Linked DNA regions of Homo sapiens: region 1 is linked to region 2. Evidence: chromatin loops called from intact Hi-C (ENCODE). Cell type or tissue: endothelial cell of umbilical vein. All regions are shown on one strand.

Region 1 (8,000 bases), 460 kb after region 2:
GTGTGGTGGCTCACACCTGTAACCCAGCACTTTGGGAGGCCCAGGCAGGCGGAATACTTAAGGCCAGGAGTTCAAGACCAGCCTGGTCAATGTGGTAAAACCCCGTCTCTACTAAAAATTAACAAAATCAGCCAGGCATGGTGGCAGGCACCCGTAATCCCAGCACTTTGGGAGGCTGAGGCAGGAGAATCACTTGAACCGGGAAGGCAGAGGTTGCAGTGCGCCACTCTGTTTCAAAAAAAAAAAGAGTAAAGAATGTGGTACAGAAAAATTTTGAAGAAATAATGGTTGAAAAATTTTCCAAATTTGGTAAAAGACATAAACCTAGAGATTCAAAAAGCTCAGTGAACTCCAAACAGAATGAACAAAGAAATCCTCACACAGTCCCATAATTAAACTGCTGAAAAGAAAAAGAAAATTTTGAAAGTGACCAGAACAAAACAATGTATTACTTTTAGAAGAACAGTGATTCGAATGACTGATTTTTATGAGAAACCATGGAGGCTGAAAGAAAGCAGAAGAGCATTTTTTAAATGCTGAAAAGGGGAATATCAAGACAATTTTCTGCCCAGTAACAATATCCTTCAGTAATAAAGGTAAAATTAAAACATCCTAAGGGGAAGAAAAATTAAAACAAATTGAGGCCAGCTGCCTTGCTCTAAAAGCATTACTAAAGGAAGATGTTCAGACAGAGGGCAAATAATACTAGAAGAAAACGGCTGTCCTGGCATAGCGGCTCACGCCTGTAATCCTAGCACTCTTGCCTAGGTGACAAAGCAAGACTTTATCTCAAAACAAAAACAAAAACAAAAACAAAAACACACACACAAAAAAACCCCAGCAAAGCAGTCCTACTGATGATAATGAAATGGTATGAAGGATAATTCATTTGATTTATATGCTACCAGGTATCTGAGTAGAAGAGATATGCAAAGGAGAAAACAAACCAACCATGGGCCCTTCTGGGCTAAAAATACTACATTAAAAGTTATATTTAAGGATGAAAATTTAAACCATGAGATTAAAATATAATTTCCCAAGAAGTAATGGGAGAGACGAAAAAGTCCATCATCTGAGAGTCATGGCTGGTTAGCTTTAGAAAACTGCAAAAAGGACCAAAGTAGGAAGAAAAGCAAAAGCCAGAATCAGTGTCAAGTGGGAGGCAATAAATAAGTCAAATGGCAATAAGGTCCAGAAAAAATTAGGTTCAAAAAGGTCAGCAGATACGACCAAAGGAAAAACTGGTAACCACATGATACGCAGTTTCCATGGAGGCATGAAAAGAGAACCCACACTTCAGGGAGCTGAGGACTGAATTTGAGAGGAATCTTACGTAATAGCTATGTGTGTCAATCCAGGCCAAACTCTGGACTCAAATGTCCATTCTGACCCATTAGGTTCTGACCCACACTAGCTGTGTGACCCCTGCCTCAGTGCCTCATCCATAAAACTGGGATAATAGTAGGGGTTACCTCAAAGAACTAGTGTTTAATTAAAACAAGGCAGATGTAAAGCTATACTGTCCTGTACATGTCACTGCCCAAGATTGGGAAAACCTTTACATGCTTAAAAGCAGAGAAAAGAAGAGGTAGTTTAGAAATGGTGTTTTCTCTTTTATGTGTGAAAATATGAAAACACAGAAAAATTAAATAATTTCCTAAGATTACTAGAAGAAAGAACTCTGAGTCCAGAGCTCCACCTATCCAACTACACAGGTATTTTGTAAGGGAAAGGCAGGAAATCTGAATGTAAATTCTAGATTATAAGAAAGAAAAAGTAGAATTCCACCCTCCAATAAAATCTGAGAAATAAACAGAAGAACAAAAGTATAATGGGATCCTGGTAAAAGTCACAAGGTCAGCCTACTAAAGCAGGGAAACTAAAGGCAAGTAAACACGTGCAGACAAAAAAAGGGATAAAGAAAAGGAATTAAGAAACTAGCATTTTTAAAGTGGGGGAGGTGAATGCTTCCCAGCATGGGTTTATATCACTTGCTTTTTGGCCTTCTGAGTGTTGGTAACAACCTGTCATCATCACACATACCTGTCATCTTTAATGGTCTCCATACATTACTAATAGATTATACAGATGGCCATCACTTAACACTTCCACTCACTCAAATGTTCAACATGCAAGGTTAAACTCTGTATAAGCTTAAAGTTCACAAGCATTGAAAAGGTATGTGATATTACTAGTAACCAACTAAATGCAAATTAAGACATTTTCTTTACCTATAAAAACCAGCACAGTTTTAAAAAAGAAATTCAGCACTGGTGGGGTACGACAGATACTCTCATTCACTACTGGTGTTAAGTACAAATTGATATAAGCTTTTTGAAAACGAGATTTTGAATACCAAGACAGTTATAAATATGTAGATAATTTGCCCCAAAAATTCTACTTCTAGGATTTTACCCTAAGGAAATAATTTGAAAAACTGAAAAAGCTCTAAGCATAAAGACAGATATTACTGTTTTTTAAAATAGTGAAACACTAGAAACAAATGTCCAACATCAGGGACATTTGAGAAGTAAATTACAAGGCACTTGAATCAAATATCTCATAGCCATAGAAATATTTTCTAAGAATTTATAATAGAAAAAATGTTCACACCAAAGTAAAAGGACACATATTGATTACACATTTTAACCATGTTAGAAAAGTATACAGAAATAAATACTAGAAGGAAACAGAGTAGACTCCTACATTTGGAAAGTTAATTTTTTTTTTTTTTGGTAGAGATAGGTCTTACTATGTTGCTCAGGCTGGTCTCAAACCCCTGACCTCGGCCAGGTATGGTGGCTCACGCCTGTAATCCCAGCCCTTGCGAGGCCGAGGTGGGTGGATCACCTGAGGTCAGGAGTTCTAGACCAGCCTGGCCAACACGGTAAAACCCAGTCTCTACTAAAAATACAAAAATTAGCCGGGTGTGGTGGCAGGCGCCTGTAATCCCAGCTACTCGGGGGGCTGAGGCAGAAGAATCGCTTGAACCCAGGAGGCACAGCTTGCAGTGAGCCAAGATCGCGCTGTCACACTCCAGCCTGCGGGACAAGAGCGAGACTTCGTCTCGGGGAAAAAAACAAAAAAACAAAAAAAACTCCTGACCTCAAGCAATCCTCCTGCCTTGGCCTCCCAAAGTGCTGGGATTACAGGCATGAGCCACCATGCCTGGCCGAACACTTATAATTTCTATTATTTGAAAATGACCTTAAAAGGTGCATGACTTGTGATAATGTGTAATTTTTTCTAAGGTATGAATCTGAAACGTGCTAGTTGGCTGAAACTCAGCAGTAGGTCACTTTGAAACTCAGCAGTAGGTCACTTTGGCAAAAGAGCGAGCTAGGGGAGGAGAGGCTGAGAAGGGTGGGTCTGTATCTTTCCTGTACAACCTCCCAGCGCCCGACTTCCCAAGGAAGGAAGTAGTACAGTGGAGATGGTGAGAGGATGCATGGTGGCTACCAGTTTAGGCAAGGTGTGACCAGTCACCAGTGAGTTTAATACCAGCATCTGAAGATGGCTTTATTGTTCTGTACTCCAATATAAAAATCTGATTTTAGTTATACCGTATTTTATAGGGACCATTATATCCTACAGTGTTATTTGTGAATGAGGAGATTCATAAAGGTCTTAGAGTATATTTCTTCAGTATACTGTCAATCAAAATATTAAAACCACTTAGGGCCGGGCGCAGTGGCTCATGCCTGTAATCCCAGCACTTTGGGAGACCAAGGTGGGCAGATCACTTGAGGCCAGGAGTTCGAGACCAGTGTGGTCAACATGGTGAAACCCTGTCTCTACTAAAAATACAAAAATTAGCCGAGTGTGGTGGCACACACCTGTAATCCCAGCTATTTGGGAGGCAGAGGCAGGAGAATCGCTTGAAACTGGTGGGTTGAGTCTGCAGTGAGCCAAAATCGTGCCACTGCACTTCACTCCAGCCTGGGTGACAGGGCAAGGCCCTGCTTCAACAAACAAACAAACAAACAAAAACCCACTTAGATTGTGCTATTATATGGAAATGTTTATTTTTCAGTTACAACTTTTTTTGTTTTCTGCTTTTATTTTTTGAGACAATGGCCTAAAAAGGCATTGAAATCCAAAATAACATAAATTATCACTAAATCTTGATAACTAATCATAATATATATATTTTACACTAATTTTTTCATGACATATAGATTCCATGCATATAAAATACTTCCAATATTTGTTTTTTGTTTTCTTTAATAGAGGCAGGGTCTTGCTACGTTGCCCAAGCTGCTTGTGAACTCCTGGGCCCAAGTGATCCTCCTGCCTCAGCCTCTGAGCCTGGCATTACACATGCACCTGGCTTCCTTTTTGTATTTTTTGAATGTTCCACAGTGAGGAGGAAGAAAACTAAAAATTAACTTATCTCTAGAAGACAAAACATTTTTTCTTTCCTAGATCAGTTAAGTTACTGTGACAAGAATACCCAACCATAAGAAGAACAGGGTGGAAAGCAAAGATCTGTGTCTCATGCTCACCTTATAGCACCTGTATTTATACAGAACCACCAGGAGGATAGTCATGACAACAATGACACTGATCATGATGGCAGCATTCAGAATTGAGTGCAGGGCTCTCTGGCCCACAGTCTCGGTATCTTCTGTGAATGGGGTATAGATTCTACAATAAAACAAACACAAAAGCCCTAGGTCAGTGTTAATGGAGATCACCAACCACATTACCACCTCCAACACAGAATTTTCTTTTTCTTAATTCAATTCGTATCTTATAAGTCACTTTTCCCCAACTCACCAATCTAGCTAAGAATTTTTAACCTGAGAAAAACAGCTACACTCTAAAATTGCTTCAAAGAAAATGTCTAACATATGGAAAGAAGGACTTAACATGTGAAGCAGACACTGGCTCCATCTAGTGGGTGCTTTATATTGAAATAATTATAATACCTCATCAAATTTTTTTGGCTACAGCTTATTAGGAACTTGTTATAGAACCAGATTCTGCCACAGAAACCACGTGGGCTGACAAGTGGTTGTCAGAAGAAAGGTAATATGGCTTATAATTAGTGCCTCTCATCTGCAGAGTAATTGCAACTGGAGTTGTCTTAAGATAATGTCACATATCCATCTTCCCCTTGTTTCTCATTCACAGAAAAACATTTTTATTCCAGGTGCCAATATTCCCAGCCAAAAAGACTTTACTTCTGACTCCCTTATATTTAGGATGGCTATGAGAACAAGTAAGGGCAATGACTTCTAGGGAGATGTGTTGTGTATGGAACTTCTAAGGAGAGAATTCTGCTGACATGTCCTATGTTCTTTTCTCCCCTACTCCTTCCTACTGTCAGAATGAAGGCTAGGGCTCCAGCCTGGACCCTGAAGTAAGCTAGAGGTTAGAAGCTAAAGAAGAAAGAAGGAGATTGAGTCCTTGATGAACGTGAAGCCACCGTACTAATCTGGACTGCCTACCTCTGCACTACTCTATGAGAGAGAAAGTATGTGCATTATTTAAACCAGTTGTTTTGATTTTCTATTAACAAAGTCAGAAACATCTCTGTAAAAAGCCAGACTGAATATTTTAAGCTCTATGGGTCATATGGTCTCCAGTGCAAACACTCAACTGTGCTACTGTAGTGTGAAAGCAGCCACAGACAATGTATAAACCAAGGAGCGTGGTCACTTTCCAATGAAAGTTTATTCACAAATTTGTGAATAACTTTGTTATTACACCTTTGTGGAAAGGTAGCAGACAGATCTGGCCTGTGGCTGTAGCTTGCCAATGTTTGTTCTATAATACGTTGCCAAACCTAACCCTAACCTATATGGATAATATTCTTCAATCCCTCTAGTTCTAACCCCTGCCCTTCACCTGCTGTCTTAGATGCTCTCCCAAAAGGCTAAAAGTTTGGCTTTCAGAACACCATGTAGTTTTTCAGACACTTCACAACTTCAAATTCTAAAACTCAATTAAAACTCTTCTTTGGACCCCATGAGAGTCGTAGAGATGGAACTAGATGACATTTGAATCAAGCATTTTTCTTGGAGGCCAAGGGCTGACATCAGCAGCACCAGGGAACCCACATGATAGCCCCCCAGGAGTCTAGAGAGTGCTGGCTTGAATTAGTTGTTCATCCTTTCAATTAACAATTCGTTTGGCCATTTATTATACACCTCACCCTGGAGACTCAGTACCCTCACAGGCCTTGCAATAAAGAAGGAAATTAGGCATTAAATAAACAATGTAAATAAATATATATTTGCAAATTGTGACAAGTGAGAAAGGACAAGTTGCTATGAGAAAAGATACCAAGAAGGACTTAATCGTGTTAGGAGAAACAGGAATGTTATCTTTGAGGATTTAACATTTAAGCCAATGTTAGATGTGAGTTCTAAATTTCAAAGAATTAATACGCCAGTATGTTCAATTCTTTGCCTTCTACTTTTAAACTTAACTTCCTCGTAAAGCAATGTTTTTCCATTACCTGCTCCACCCTCATTCCAGTTACCTGCTACCTGCTCTTCCCTGACTCCTGCCAAAGCACTCACCCCATCATTCTCTTTAAATTAGCCAATTGGAATTAGTTTAGCCTGTGCAGTCTAACCCTAGTCAGTAGGGGAAGAACACAGCAGCAGGGACCACGTGTGTCAGGGATAAGAACCCTTTCCCCTCCCTTGTCCAAATGTGCGCTTGCCATTGTTCCATCTGTAAGGGTGCACCCTTCTATATAGAAGTAACTTGCCTTGCTGAGAATTAAAAGGAAAATTTTATATTCGAGTGCTACTTCTTTTGCGGCACCAAAACTTTATATATAACACCAAGAGGAGGGGGATGACAGGAATTTAATCCACCAAAGTTAGAAAAGGAAAGAATATTCTAGGCAGAAGAGCAATGGGCGCCCAATGGCCCTGAGGTGGAAAAGAATTTATGTGTTCAATTCAGCATAACTTCAGCCCTATCCAGTAATACCATACAGGAAACATACTTCTGCAGTGTTCCTTTTCTCCACTTAAAACATGAAGTAATAACCCCTCGCTCTCTCAACTGCTCCTGACCATCACAGAGGATGGGCTCTCCAGCTAAGTCATGCCCCTTCAATGCAGAGGCCTTCAAGGTGATGATGACATGCTGTAAAGAAAAGCCACACTGGCTTTGAGAATAATAAAACAAAACTCATACGTACAGCTGCCCATCCTTCCGGGTATAAAAGCTGACTGACTTAATGGTAGCCACGACCACCACCATGCAGAGAGTCACAGGGACAAAGAGCATGATCACATGCTTGGCGCCATATTTCAATGTCAGCTCCTCATCTTCTTCCTCATCTTGCTCCACCACCTGCCGGGAGTTACCCTGGGGTCGTCCATTAGATAATGGCTCAGGGTGGCCAAGGCTCCGTCTGTCGTTGTGCTCCTGCCGTTCTCTATTGTCATTCTATAAGCACAAGAAAAACATTTTCAGTAAATCAGATTCTCAGCAGAATCAAGGTAACGGTTAGACCTGGGATTAACAACAGACCCGTCACTATGAGTTCTAAAAACCTGAAGCAAGAAAAAACAATGTACAGGAAGTATGCAGTTTAAAAGTCTAGATTATCTATCATTGTTCACTGAAGGCATTCAGGTCCTCTCTTTTACCTGGGTCTTGGCTTGCTCCATTCTCTCTGTTCATCCCAACATACACAATTGTACTTATCCTTTGAGATGTACCTTAAATACTGACACCTGCATGAAAACTTGTTTACTGGCTGCAGCTCCAAGCACCTTTTTCAAATTCAGCTTTCTGTGATTTCAGACCACATATGCAAGGAACTATCTTACCTTAATTAATAAGACTTTAAAATCCTTGTGTCAGAGGCGTTTGGACCAGAGCAACTCTATCTTGAATAGGGGCTGGGTAAAATAAGGCCAAGACCTACTGGGCTGCATTTGCAGGAGGTTAGGTACTCTTAGTTACGGGATGAGATAGGAAGTCAGCACAAGATACAGCTCATAAAGATCTTGCTGATAAAACTGGTT
Region 2 (8,000 bases):
TCTCGAACTCCTGACCTCAGGTAATCCACCCGCCTCGGCCTCCCAAAGTGCTGGGATTACAGACGTGAGCCACTGCGCCCAGCCAGCACTGGCTTTTTTAAGAGGGATACAGCTTTTTTGATAGGCTTGTCCAAGGGGTCTTCCAGTGCTTCTTTAACCGTATACTCCTCAATCAGTGGCAGAGATTCTGTCTAGGTTAAAAGGCAGTCCTAGCAGGATCAAGCTACCACAGGTAGGGCGTAGTTGTGTTTGAGATGCAGCCACTGATGGTCACGACCACAGCTATATTTGGGAGAAAGCTAGCCATGGAAAATGCCAACTCTGACCCTTTGCCTGAGCCAATCACTGCAATGTTTGGACCTTTGACCTGCAGACTGAAGAAAAAGAAGGCAAACACGGAAAGAGACAAAGGAAAAATGAAGCATAATTGTTAATGGGATCACCAAAGTCCTCAATAAAGGAAAGTCCTTTTTTTTTTTTTTTTTCTTTTGAGACAGAGTTTCGCTCTTGTTGCCCAGGCTGGAGTGCAATGGTGCAATCTGGGCTCACTGCAACGTCTGCCTCCCAGGTTCAAGCAATTTTCCTGCCTCAGCCTCCCAAATAGCTGGGATTACAGGCATGCTCCACCAAGCCGGCTAATTTTGTATTTTTAGTAGAGATGGGGTTTCTCCATGTTAATCAGGCTGATCTTGAACTTCCAACTTCAGATGATCCGCCCACCTCAGCCTCCCAAAGTGCTGGGATTACAGGCGTGAGCCACTGTGCCTGGCCAGAAAGTCTTTTATGAGTTTTTTAGAGTTATCAGACAGCTCTAGTATTTATTTATTAATTCAACAGGTATTTGTTGCAGGTATTTTCCAACCCATTAGTAACACTTCCTTTATTCACTCTCTTCTGGAGTAATTCATTCATTTCTCTCATACCACTCACCTTTGGGTGACTTTGCACAAATTTAACTGCCTCTTCAAAGTAATCTAAGTTTAAGTCTTTCATGGCTGGAGGTAGATCTTCATAGCCAAAAAATGGCAAAGCAGAGTAGCAAAACCTCAACAAGCCAGGAGACTTGCTCAAGATTCACTTAATCCTCCATCACCAAATATATCAATGAGACCAGCAAAAGGACCATCATCTATAACCCAGGAAAGGGAATGAATCTTGGGTTAGATGACAGAACATTTACCTAGCCAACATTTTCTAAATGAAAATTAGATTGTATAATTTATCTTTTTTTAAAAAAACTACCTACTTGCTTTGAAAAGAAAACATCTGTTTTGTGGAAATGGATTTATTATTGTGGTTGAAATAGACATTTATTTGAGCTATTTTGATTCTATAAATGTAAAAATATTTTTATATTTTTTTCCCTGTGAGTTAATCACTGGTAAATGGAAAAAAAGAAAAAGAAAAATCGCACCAAATATATGGGAAGTGTTTTGGTTTGAAGTACAAGTCCTGATAAGTCTAAGCAAATAGTTCTGCAAGCTTTGAGTTATGTAAGAATAAAAATCTCCTTTTTTTTTTCTTTTTTTAGACAGGGTTTCACTCCCATAGCCCAGGCTGGAATGCAGTGGCATAGTCTGGACTCACTGCAACCTCCACACCTCCCGGGCTCAAGCAATTCTTGTGCCCCACTGCACCCTGCTAATTTTTGTAGAGACAAGGTTTCTGCCATGTTGGCCAGGCTGGTCTTGAACTCCTGACCTCAGGCGATCCACCCACCTCAGCCTCCGAAAGTGCTGGGATTACAGGGGTAAGCCACCGTGCTGGCCGGATGTCTGCTTTTGTTTGTTCGTTTGTTTGTTTGAGAGACGGAGTCTTGATCTGTTGCCCAGGCTAAGGTACAGTGGTGCGATCTCAGCTCACTACAACCTCCACCTGCCAGGTTCAAGCGATTCTCCTGCCTCAGCTTCCCAAGTAGCTGGGACTACAGGTGTGTGCCACCATGCCCAGCTAATTTTTGTATTTTTTAGTAGAGACGGGGTTTCACTACACGTTGGCCAGGCTGGTCTCAAACTGCTGACCTCAGGTGATCTGCCCGCCTCGGCCTCTCAAAGTGCTGAGATTACAGGCGTGAGCCACTGCATCCGGCTGGATGTCTGGTTTTTAGCATGAGATTTTTAAAGCCAGGTACAGTGGCTCATGCCTGTAATCCCAGCACTTTGGGAGGCCGAGGTGAGCAGATCATTTGAGGTCGGGAGTTCGAGACCAGCCTGGTCATCATGGTGAAACCCCAAAAACCCATCTCTACTAAAAATACAAAAAACTAGCTGGTTGTGGTGGTGCATGCCTGTGATCCCAGCTAGTCGGGAGGCTGAGGTGGGAGAACCGCTTCAACTTGGGTGACGGAGGTTGCAGTGAGCTGAGATCTCACCACTGCACTCTAGCCTGGGCAACAGAGTGAGACTACGTCTCAAAAAACAAACAAAGAATCAAAAAACAAAAACAAACCCAGACATCCAAATTTAAAGGGCCCTTTGATTTCTCAATAAATTTAAGATATAGTCAGAGTCACCAGAATCCATAATTTGACAGGGATTAAACTGTTTTAAAGGTCTAATGAAGGTGTACTATAAAATGAACTACATGTGTGAAGAGATAGTAAAATGTCAAACTAATATCCTCCCAACGTTGGTCTATTATTTCTCTTTCAACAGTCCTGTTGGGGATGTTTTATTCCTTCACTATTCCAAGAGAAGAATTTATCGGCCAATTGTTTCCTGGTATTTTTCAGATATATTCCTTTGTTATTCCAATTAAAGTAAAAGTGGCTGGGCAGAGTGGTGAGATCCTGTAGTTCCAGCTACTTGGGAGGCTGAGGTGGGAGAATCGCTTCAGCCCTGGAAGGGAGGTTGCAGTGAGCCGTGACAGTGCCACTGCACTCCAGCCAGGGTGACAGAGTGAGACCCTGTCTCAAATAATAATAATAATAATAATAATAATAATAATAATAATAATAATAATAAAGCCAGGCTCAGTTGTGTGTGTCTGTAATCCCAGTACTTTGAGAAGTTGAGGTGGGAGGACTGCTTAAGGCCAGGAGTTCAAGACCAGTCTGGGCAGCATAGCAAGACCCTATCTCTAAAAAAACAAAAAGGTTAAAATGAGGCCATGTACGCCTGTAATCCCAGCACTTTGAGAAGATGAGGTGGAAGGATCACTTGAGCCCAGAAGGTCGAGGCTGCAATAAGCTATCATGATGCCATTGCACTCCAGCCTGGGTGACAGAGCAAGACCTAGTCTCTAAAAAAATAAGAATTTAAAAAAGAAAGATGGCTGGGTGTGGTGGTTCACACCTGTAATCCCAACACTTGGGGAGGCCAAGGTGGGAGGATCGCTGGAGCCCACGAGTTCAAGACCAGGCTGGGCAACGTAGGGAAACCCTGTCTCTACAAAAAATAAAAAAAAAATTTACCTGGGTGGCACATGGCTGCTGTCCCAGCTACTCTACTCTGAAGGCTGAGGTGGGAGGATCGCTTGGGCTCAGGAGGTTGAGACTGCTGTAAGCAAACAAAAGCATTTAATGCTAGAAACTTTGCAGCAATCTTATGCTTAATATAGCAAACACGCAGGGTCTATGCTCCTAAGGAATAGCGTATGCAGCACTAGGACTCTGGCGGGTGAGCAGCTGGCAGAAGAAAGGTGCATAAGCAGATGAAATTTGGATCCTAGCCACCATCTAGGGGAATGAATGTTCCACTTGAAGTCTAGGAGACAAAATAAAGGGATTAAGGAGCTCGCTTTGTTTTCAGATGACAAACCAGCTAGCAAAGCAAGCCAGTCGATTCCCTCACTCTGCTGTCAGGCACTCTGCGGAAAAGGGCCCCCGCACCTGATGGCAGCAGGAAGACCCCCCGCAGGCGGCCGGCTCGCAGGCGCGCGGCGCAGCTCGGGGATGGAGAACCAGCGCTGCACCTGGGCCGAGGCCAGCGCCGGACTCAGCGGCGCCGCCTGCTGCAGCGGCGTTAGGTGGATGGTCACCTCCACTATGAGGGGGTTTTTCAAGGCGGCCCTCCGCATTCGACTGAGGCGTGGATCCTTCGAAGCGGCCGGCATGAGGCTCCACAGGAGCCCCATGGGCCCCACGCCCGTGAAGTCGCCTCCTAGAGCCAGGTCCCCGGCCAGGTCCAGCCCCCCGCCGCTGTCCACCTCGTAGTGGGCAAGGGAGTGGAAGAGGCGGCCTCGGTGGCTGACGCCCGACACCTGCAGGGTCACCGGCTCCCCCGAGCCCAAGCCTTCTGCTTTCATATCCAGGCACTTGTCGGCCAGCCCAGTCTTGGGCGTGACGGTCAGGGTCGCGGCCTTTTGGGAGAAAAAGGACGATGTGGATATCGGCCTCCAGGCCTGGAGGGGGACCCCAGAGGCTCGGAGCGCTGCCCGGACCGCCGGCCACATGGTCCGGGACTGTCGCGGCTTTGACCTCCGCCAAGGTCGAGGCGGCCTGGCACTGGCGGCCGAGGTTCCGCGCTGAAGAGGAGGGAGGAGGGGGGCCCGGCCTGGCAGGTCGTGGCCCTGTGGGGCAAAACCCTGCAGGGCCACGTGATGGGACCTGGGCTGGTCCCTGCGGCGCCACTTAGCAACGGGCTGCAAGAAGAGACGACTTCGGAGGGCCCAGGGTCCTTTGAGCTCCTAGAGGTCCCGTGTGGAACCATCTGGAAGAGGTAGGATCCCCTCGCGAGTTTACCCCGGACGTGTGGCGAATAAAGTTAAGCATTTTTAACGGTAAGTGCCGGCCTCTGGCCGCCTCTGAATTTCCTCACTGGCCACCAGGGGTCAATATTCCCTAAGCCTGATTGAAGGAGGCCAAGTGTGCTAGGGTCCTAACAAATTCCTTTCCTCCGTTTTAAGTAATCTTTGTCCTGGATTAAGAAAGACTATCAAAGTTAAAGTTTAAACGTTTCCGATGAGATACTGAATTGAACTATAAAATAGTAGGGATTGATAATAGAAACTGGTGGAGAGACACTTCCCCAACTTGAATGCCAGCAAAGACCTAAAACGAGCCCAGCGGGGACATAGGGGATGAGCTCAGGAGGGAGCATAAATTTTGCTTTTTCATTCAGAAAGTGGAACTACAGGACAGCCCGCAGTGGCTCACGCCTGTAATCCCAGCACTTTAGGAGGCCGAAGCGGATGGATCACGTGAGGTCAGGAGTTCGAGACCAGCCTGGCCAGAATGGTGAAACCAAATCTCTACTAAAAATTCAAAAATTAGCCAGGCGTGGTGGCAGGCACCTGTAATCCCAGCTACTCGGGAGGCTGAGGCGAGAGAATCGCATGAAACCGGGAGGCGGAGGCTGCAGTGAGCCGATATTGTGCCATTGCACTCCAGCTTGGGGGACAGAATGAGACCCCATCTCAAAAAAAAAAAAAAAGAGAGAGAGAGAGAGAGAAAGCTGAATTACAGATATATACCCTAAGGAAATAAGTTCTATTGTCCTGTGGACTGGAACAAGTGTTAACAATGTATATTTTTTGTATGCAGAAGAAAAGCTTACAAGTATATTACATTTCTTCTTCTTCTTTTTTTTTTTTTTTTGAGACAGGGTCTCACTCTGTCACCCAGGCTGGAGTGCAATGGCGTGATCTTGGCTCACTGCAACCTCCACTTCCCGGGTTCAAGTGATTCTCCTACCTCAGCCTCCCTAGTAGCTGGGATTATAGGCGCAAACCACTGCATCTGGCTAATTTTTGTATTTTTAGTAGAGATGGGGTTTCACCATGTTGGCCAGGCTGGTCTTGAACTCCTGACCTCAGGTGATCCCCCTGCCTTGGCCTCCCAAAGTGCTGGGATTACAGGCATGAGCCACTGCCCCCAGCCAAGTATATTACATTTCTGTTTTTTTAAGAGAGAGAAAAGGCCTTGAACCCACAAAATAAAACCATAGTTTTTCATTCATACATATGAATATTGTATTTTGTATATATATACAAAATGGTTCTGGAATGGTTCTGGAAGGAAACACTTCAAACTGGTAATAGTAACTACCCTTGGGAGAAGACTGAGATTGGGTAATGAGTTAAGAGGACCTTTTATTTTATCTGTATTACTTGAATCTTTCACAGTGAAGAAAGTATTGATATATGTAATTTAAAATTTGTTTTCCGGCTAGGCATGGTGGCTCATGCCTGTAATCCCAGCATTTTGGGAGACAGAGGCAGAAGGATCACTTTGAGGCCAGGAGTTCAAGACCACCCTGGGCAACATAACGAGACCCCCATCTCTACAAATTTCCTTTTCTTTTTTTTTTTTTAAACCACCACAGCACTGAGTTTTATTAGGGATTTCATTAAGGTTAAATTTATAGGAATGAGGGAGTCTTAGTTAGAGGGCGCAAAAGCCCACAAAGCCTCCTGGTATCCATAGTCAACCACTGGCTCAGGTTCTTTGGAGAGATCGCCACCTTGTTCCAGGTACAGATTATTGCAAGGACACTGTTTTGGTCCCACGGGCTGGTAGACAGGGTAAATCACCCCCACCCAGAACATGAACATCATGAAAGCCACAGAGCCGAAGAGCTGTATACACATGATATTCCAAGAAACAGGTGTGGGGGACATAGCTACATGGTTCCTGATATGCATGTCTAGGTGCCAGTGTATCCCCAGTTCAACCTCAGGCCAGGTGGTCTCAGTTATACCACAGATCCCTCTTCTGCTATAAGTGGTCAGGGAGCTTCAGGTAGTCCCCATACCCCATGCCGTCATTCGAATAAGGCTCGTAGTCTTCCACACACATATTTATACTTCTTGGTGGCAGCGACCCGTTCTTCTGGGGTCTTAGGTTAGGGCCCCGGGAGCATGCCCTTGGTAATGTGGGAGGCTGTCTGTGCACCCAGTGGCATCACATTCTGGGATGCCCTTTGCGGCCACTAGACTCCCAGGACCCCAGCCCTGGCCGCCACTACCTTCACCTACTACATTTTTTCAAATAGCTGGCCATGGTGGCTCATGCCTGTTGTCCTAGCTACTCAGGAGGCTGAAGTGGGAGGACCACTTGAGCCCAGGAGTTAGAGGTTGCAGTGAGCTATGGATTGCACCACTGCACCCCAGCCTGGGTGACAGAGCAAGACCTGGTCTCTAAAAATTAAAAAAAAAATTGTTTTCTACTATTCTATCTTAATTAAAACGCATGTGTAAAATGAGGTGAATTAACCCAGGTGAACATATTTTATTAAACTGCTTGTCAAGGAAGAGGGGTATGTATATAAATCCTAAATTTGGGGAGAAACAATCCCATTTTCAAATCTTATCCCATTTATCTATAAATAATTGTCATGTGTCATATTTCTGGATAGAATGTATTTGCCACTGAAAACACATGGCCATTGGACCAAGAGTTTCTGGTTTAGAGCCATCCAACAACCCTGTTTTCTTTGAAAAGTAAGTACCTGCAAGGTACTTTTCTCTGAAAAGCAAGGACTTGTTAAAGTCCTGTCTTTGGTCCTTTCGCCATAAATATTGTTGGGGCTCAGAGAACAATACCCCAAAATGAAGGCCTCAGAAGGGAAAGTTTTTCTTTGCCCTTCTCCTGCCACCCTGCTCTGAGTCCCATTCTTCCCTGAGGCTAGCCATAAAAACTAGAATCCCTTTTCTTCCAGGCAGATCATAGAAACCAGAACTCCTTTTCCCTAAAGCCAGTGATAAAACCTCAAAATATTACTGTAATTTTCCCTCTGCCTTTCTGTGTAAAAATTGGCTGTAAACAAATGATCTGATCTACCTTATTTGACTGTAAGTCGTGATTCCCATTCTAAAGAGGGACCGGCATGCCCCACACCCAGAAGGAAGGAATGAAGCTCAGAGAAGCCAAGAAGAATCTAGACAGACAGGCCTTGCTGGGTTTCCCCACTCAGCTTAGTAGCATTTTATTGGGGGAGCGAACCACTATGGTGGCATGGGGTAAAAGAATTTACCAAGACAGTTGTAGGTAAAGAAAGGCAGATTTATTAGAGAAAGTAGGAAAATACGTTGCGAGAACGTTGCAACAGGCAGGCCAGCAG

Evidence for each region. Hi-C counts contacts between places; a loop is a spot of excess contacts. Peaks named below come from ENCODE experiments on the same cell type or tissue, not always from the same donor. Only the 100,000 strongest peaks of a DNase experiment are listed, where the experiment ranks them.
Region 1: a loop joins it to region 2, with 14 times the contacts of the local background. A loop is called at or near these places in 9 of 110 quality-filtered maps.

What each region holds. Positions count from the first base shown.
Region 1 is chr14:73,170,213-73,178,212 of GRCh38, reverse strand. It overlaps PSEN1 (presenilin 1), which reads right to left. Exons shown (of 12, transcript NM_000021.4): 4 at 7,166-7,416; 5 at 4,506-4,647. Among named protein-coding and RNA genes, the nearest start is that of PSEN1, 38 kb to the right of the region's middle. RefSeq lists enhancers at 7,109-7,687, 7,960-8,000. In endothelial cell of umbilical vein, a CTCF peak has its summit at 4,893 (motif pointing left); a DNase peak (open chromatin) is centred at 4,892.
Region 2 is chr14:73,630,380-73,638,379 of GRCh38, reverse strand. It overlaps a transcript of HEATR4 not described here and the pseudogene NDUFB8P1. Among named protein-coding and RNA genes, the nearest start is that of DNAL1, 11 kb to the left of the region's middle. RefSeq lists an enhancer at 5,003-5,052. In endothelial cell of umbilical vein, CTCF peaks have their summits at 3,965 and 4,741 (motif pointing right); a DNase peak (open chromatin) is centred at 4,779; H3K4me3 peaks cover 868 bases.